2 separate regions of the Homo sapiens genome follow, and region 2 is linked to region 1. A link is a loop called in an ENCODE intact Hi-C map of the cell type or tissue named here. Cell type or tissue: HepG2. All regions are shown on one strand. Each heading gives the region's core, and the rest is flanking DNA. Links, peaks and the distances in the headings are about the cores only. Region 1 overlaps DAPK1 (death associated protein kinase 1). Region 2 overlaps DAPK1 (death associated protein kinase 1).

Region 1 (2,916 bases), core at 139-2,638:
GACACTTGGCCATCTTTCTATATCTTTTCAATGCATGCACTTCATTGAGTCCATGAGCCCTGTTGGTAAGGAGGAGGGCAGCAAGTGTAAGTGTTGCTTTTGCAGCCTCCGTCGGGGTGTCCAGTAGAGCCAAGACCAAAATGCAGAGATCTGACTTCTGCCCCTTTCCCTCTCAGACAGAAGGCCAGGTAGTTAGGGCAATTCTCAGCTCTTCTGTGAATAATTTCCAACACTGCTTGCTTCTTCTGTGCCTGGCACTGTGCTGGTTCTTTCCATTTGGTTTTCTCTCACCTGCTCAAGAACCTGTGCAGGGAGGGTGCCATTTTCCATCTTGCAGATGAGGAAACCCAGGCTTGGGAAGGCTGAGTGACCCACCACATAGCCGGTGAGGGGTGGGTTCAGGACTTCAAACTGGGTCTTCTCCCAACTTCAAACTGTCTCCTGCACTGCCAGGCATTTCTGTTGAAAGTCTGAATAGTGTCCTTTAGAGCAACATGTTTTGCAAGCTGTAAAGTGCAGTGCAAATGTGAGGAAACATTTTTATTTTATATATATATATGTTTTTGTTTTTGTTTTTTTTTTTTTTGAGATGGAGTCTCATTCTGTCACCCAGGCTGGAGTGCAGTGGCACGATCTTGGCTCACTGCAACCTCTGCCTCCCAGGTTCAAGCGATTCTTATGTCTCAGCCTCCTGAGTATCTGGAATTACAGGCATGCACCACCACACCTGGCTGATTTTTGTATTTTTAGTAAAGACGGGGTTTCACCATGTTGGGCAGGCTGGTCTCAAACTTCTGACCTCAGATGATCCACCCACCTCAGCCTCCCAAAATGCTAGGATTACAGGCATGAGCCACCATGCCTGGCTGTGAGGAAGTATTGTTGATGGTGGTTCTCTTGACTTTGAAGAGGTTGAACAGTGGAGAGTTCATCCTGTCGGTGAAAGGCCTCTGCCTGTGTTTTGTGCGCGTCTGAGCTCTGCAAGAGGAACGTCCTGTTCAGACGTGTCGGGGGCAGGAAACTTCAGTCAAGGCTCAGATTTCTTCTAACTAGGGCAGTGGTTCCCAAACCTTGCTGCATAATAGAATTAACCTGGGAGCCCAGGATGTACCCCATACTGCTGACAGCAGTGTCTGTGTGGGAGCTGGGCGACAGGATATTTTCAAGTTTTACAGGTGATTCCAGAGTGTAATGGAGAACCCCTTCTCTTTATGGACTTTTCTTGTGTCCACAAAAAAACTAGAGCATTTGGCATGGATCCCTGGTTGGAGATGCAGTGTCTGATAAGGCACCTAATTCACCCCCAAAGCAAGCTTGAAGCCCTGGCCTGCCCACTGGGGGATATTTCAGGAATTTAAGGGAACAGAGAGACGGGCAGTTCTGACTGCACAGCAAGCCTCCACTGGAGCAGCCACCTGGGCTTCAACCGGCAGCCTAAGGCAGTGGTTCTCAGCAAGGCAATTTTGCCTCCTCCCCCAGCAATTGCCAATGCCTATTTGGTTGTCACAACTGGGAGTTAGGGGGTGCTACTGCCACCTAGTGTGTAGAAACCAGAGATGCTACTAAAATTCCTAAGAGGCACAAGACAGGCCCAGCAACAGAGAATTGCCTGGTGCAAAATGTCAGTGTTGGCAAGATTGAGCAACAGTGTCTGAATGGGACCCCAGGCATGACTCTGGGAGTGACTTGGGTTGAGGAATTGAGAGGTTGCTGTTAAGTAGATTTCGGATATCCCTAAGCTTCTACAAGGATGCAACTTTGTTATTGATACACATTGATAGATAAACCAAATCCTTACTTTTTTATTAAAAAAAAACATTCATTTTCATTTTTTTAAATTGCTTTTCATCTTTTCTACTTTTGAATTTTTAGTGATCTCTAAAACTGCAACAGAACAGCCCCTACATGTCCCTTTTCTCCCCAGTGGCAGGGGAACAGTGACAGCTTCTGCCTCTCAGGGGTGACTTCAAGGACTGAGGCTTGCAGAGAGCACTGAGAGCTGGGTCGAGCACATATTATGAGGTGGTGTTCAATAAATACTTGCTGTCATCGTGTATGTTCATGGTGTAGATACAGAAACAAATTTATTCAGTGTGAAACTGCAGCCTATGAAAAATCTCTAAATAAAAAGCAAGCATAAAAGTGCTGTGGACTCTTATTTCCTTGTTTTCTGTTCACCAAAAGATCTTTCAATCAAAATTGCCTGTCAAACTAAGTATTTCCTTTGAAATGCACAGTAATTACCAGGAGCTGGTATCATGCAAGGGCTGGGTTTGTCCCTGTAAGGATTATAACACAGTAGCTTGCACTAACTAGAATTTGGCACCTGATGAGAATCTTTACTGTCTGCCTGATTGGAGATTGGAGAGAGGGGTTCAGGACAGGGAGGAACCAGCCAGCTGAGGAGGCTGTTGAGTTGTGATTAAACCTGTGGACCTGAAAGGTGTCGCTATTGGACAGGAAGACACCAACATGTGCTTTGTTCCTGCGTCTTACCTTCCTGTCCTGGACAATCAAGTGAAATAAGGATTGCACAGCCAGAGAAACACACCGAGACGTGCTCTTTGTCCACCTGGCTTGCTTCTCACACCTGCTATGCTTGTTTCTGCCTCAGACCCACGGAATTGGCGTATGGAACACACACAGCTCTCCTTTTCAGAGAAAAGAAACTAATGCATTTTTCTCCAACAGGACGGAAAGACGGCAGAAGATCTTGCTAGATCGGAACAGCACGAGCACGTAGCAGGTCTCCTTGCAAGACTTCGAAAGGTGAGAAGTTCTGTTATAGGTCTGAAGTTCTCTACCTGTGTTTATGTGAAAAAGTCTCAGTCTTTTTCCTTATTTGAGAATGAGCAAAATGAGGCTCTAGACAGCCAGGTTTTAGGAACAGTGGTCCCTGTCCTGTGGTTTACATGT
Region 2 (2,916 bases), core at 281-2,780, 97 kb before region 1:
CCTGACCGTGCCTCCTCCGTCCTCTCTGCACAAGGTGACAACCCACTAGGATATGGAAGGGGAAGGCTGTCACATGTACCTTGTGTGATGCACCCAAGTTATTACAAATCATTTTCTAAAAATCCTTGCAGAGTGGGTAATGGGTCTCTGAGCCATATAGTGTTGGGGCTGTTGCAAAACTGGTCCACTTCCAAATTGCAGGCCTTGATCATTTACTCCCTGGGTGGGAAAGGGGAGCTCTCCACAGTAAAGAACTCATTTCTTGTCCTCAGATGTGTGGTGGTCTGATGTGATGAGCAGACTTTATACTGAGAAAGGAATTTTAGAGGAATACAGAATCCAGCTAACTTAGTAGGAGTGATTAAAAAATACTGGAGGTGTGGGGCGAGGCAGATTCTCTTGATAGAGGAAATTCTCCAGGTCACGTGTGTTTTTTTAATAAGTAGCATCCCTTTGCATTAACCTCAGTGGTTCTCAGCCTTGGCTGGTTGGGGAATCCCTCTGAACTTTAAACACTGCCTGTACTTGGGCTCAGCCTCAGAGATTAGGACTTAATTGGTGTGGAGTCTGGTGAGGGCATCTGGACTTTCAACAGCTCCCCTCCCCCACTGACGATGGTTGAGAATTACTACTCCAGTCTGTGAGTTTTAGAGTTCACTGTGCATCAGAAGCACCCAGGAGCTCTTTAAAATGCAGGTTGCTGGGCTTTGCCCCATGGACTGAATCCAGAGTTCACGGGGGAGCCCAGGAACCTGTATTTTTCAAAGCTCTACCTCCAGCGAGACTCAGGTGATCATTGACTTATGTGCTTCATCGCAGGTGCCCATATAGAAATACGCAGATAGGTTATTTCAATTTGCAATTAATACATATAAATACTTTAGTGTCCTACTTTTGACAAGCAGTTGGATGGAAAATCGATCTTTTGAAATGGATGTCAGTTTAGGCTCAAAACGTGTGATTACCTAAGTTCTCACTGCTGGAGAATTCAAGCTGATAGGCCATGTTTTTCAAAGGAAGTGGGTGCAGAACTGGATCCTGTCAGTGTCAATGCGGGTGCATCCGGGTGTGTAGCAGTGCCTTTTGGTTAAACCCAGGCTTTCCCTACGAGAGGTCTTCCAGTCCATTAATCTTGTGTTAAGTTTCTTGGCTGGAAGGGTGGTTTATAGAAGTGGTGCCAAACAGCTGTAAATGCAAGGCTGAGAACTATTTGTCCTCTTCCTTTATTTTTAAGACTTCAGAAAACAACTTTCACTAAATTGGTAAATAAAGTTTTAGGTATTATTTTCTGATTAATGAAATCACCATAAACTACTACTTCTAGACTTCCGAATGTCATGATTTTATTTCTGGTCTTATTATATTTGTGTTTCTGAGTCTTAATGAGCTAGAAATGCTTATAAGACAAAAGCAATGTGTGTTTTTTCCTGCATCAGATTCTTTTACACCTTATCTTGAAGTTTGCATAACTGAGTCACTTTCTATTTTTTTTTAATCACTTTGATAAGAGAAAAATTTATGTTAGTTGCAGTCCAGGAAAAAGAAGGCACAAACACTGCTGATCAAATATTACTAAAGCTTTTATGGACTCTTGAACCTCATTTTCCCTCCCATATGTACACAAGACACACTTCATTCTTACTCTGTTTATGCCTCTCTGTCTAATAGAAACTTCACTTCTGACTCCAGCTTTGTCTAATTATTAACACAGAGAGGTACTAGAAGTTGTCCATTAGCAAAGAAGAGAAAAATTATGTTTAGGGAACTAATTTTATAACAGCTTAAAATGGCTTTGATGTAAATCTGCCAGATGCCTCTTTTTATATCATCAAATACTTTGCTTTACCTTGAAGAATATTACCCCCAGGTTGGGACAGGAGCTTTCCCATTCTTTTCATTATTTTGTATGTAAAAAAAACCCAAAAAGCCAGTTGTACCTCTCGTAAATAATACATGTTTTCCTCTGCAGAACTGTAGTCTATGTGACACCTACAAACAAGGGACTGCTTGAGGAGTGAAAACCTGGCTTAACCCAGGCGTGCACTTCTTAGGGAATTCTTTATAGGAAGGAGTCATCATTCATAGCAGTGATTTAGAAGATTTCATTCCAAAGATTGAATTGCCTGTTCAGCTGTTCAAAATGCCTGATTCCCCAGATTTCAGGAACAGCAGAGAGGGGAGAGAAACCATTTGCAAACACATAGGGTGTCGAGTAAGAGTCTCAGAGATTTTTTTCTTCCCATCTGAAGTGTCATATGCTCAGTTTGCTTCCCTTGCTTACATGTGGAACTGACCCCTAACTGTGCTGATAAGAGAAGAATAAGTAAGTAAACACCCCCAGGATTTGAGGCTGATAGAAAAGTCACTTGGTTTCAGTGAACTGGACTGGAACACGAGCTTTTTGTTTGCTCTTGAAAGTTTAGCACTTGAATTTCAGGTTGGGCTGTTTAGTTCATTAAAGAAAATGTGGATGCCTCATGCCAACGCCTGTTTTCTTTAGGCCTTGAGAATAGAAGGCATTGTGTATTCGGTACACACACACTAAGGGAACAGTGACTTAATTGTACCCTGGGAACAAAAGCCATTACCTGAGGACAAGATGGGAGACCCCAGGCTTCTGCTCTCTGTTTCTCTCTGCAGAGTCAGCATTGCTGGGAACCCTGGAGCAAGTATCTGAACTGTTGCTGGTGTTTGCCTGTGAAATTGTAATCATGGGCTGGTTTCTCCTGGAGCTTAAACATGAGGGGAACTTGGCTCTGTGGGGAACCTGACTTCTTGTGAAGAGACCCAGAGCCTAGGCCCCATCCCCCACCCCCCAACACACACACACACACACACACACACACACACACACACCAACACACACACACACACACCCCAACACACACACACACACACACACACACACACCAGAAG

Evidence for each region. A loop is a pair of places that touch in the nucleus more often than their neighbours do. Peaks named below come from ENCODE experiments on the same cell type or tissue, not always from the same donor. Only the 100,000 strongest peaks of a DNase experiment are listed, where the experiment ranks them.
Region 2: a loop joins it to region 1, with 19 times the contacts of the local background. A loop is called at or near these places in 3 of 110 quality-filtered maps.

What each region holds. Positions count from the first base shown.
Region 1 is chr9:87,665,906-87,668,821 of GRCh38, forward strand. DAPK1 (death associated protein kinase 1) reads left to right here. Exons shown (of 26, transcript NM_004938.4): 19 at 2,692-2,769. Among named protein-coding and RNA genes, the nearest start is that of CTSL, 59 kb to the right of the region's middle. In HepG2, for the core only: a CTCF peak has its summit at 1,537 (motif pointing left); a DNase peak (open chromatin) is centred at 1,536.
Region 2 is chr9:87,568,619-87,571,534 of GRCh38, forward strand. All of the region lies in intron 2 of DAPK1 (death associated protein kinase 1), which reads left to right. Among named protein-coding and RNA genes, the nearest start is that of DAPK1-IT1, 17 kb to the left of the region's middle. RefSeq lists enhancers at 1,521-1,690, 2,515-2,916. In HepG2, for the core only: no CTCF peak of the experiment used is centred there; DNase peaks (open chromatin) are centred at 613, 1,023, 1,613 and 2,363; H3K4me3 peaks cover 1,940 bases.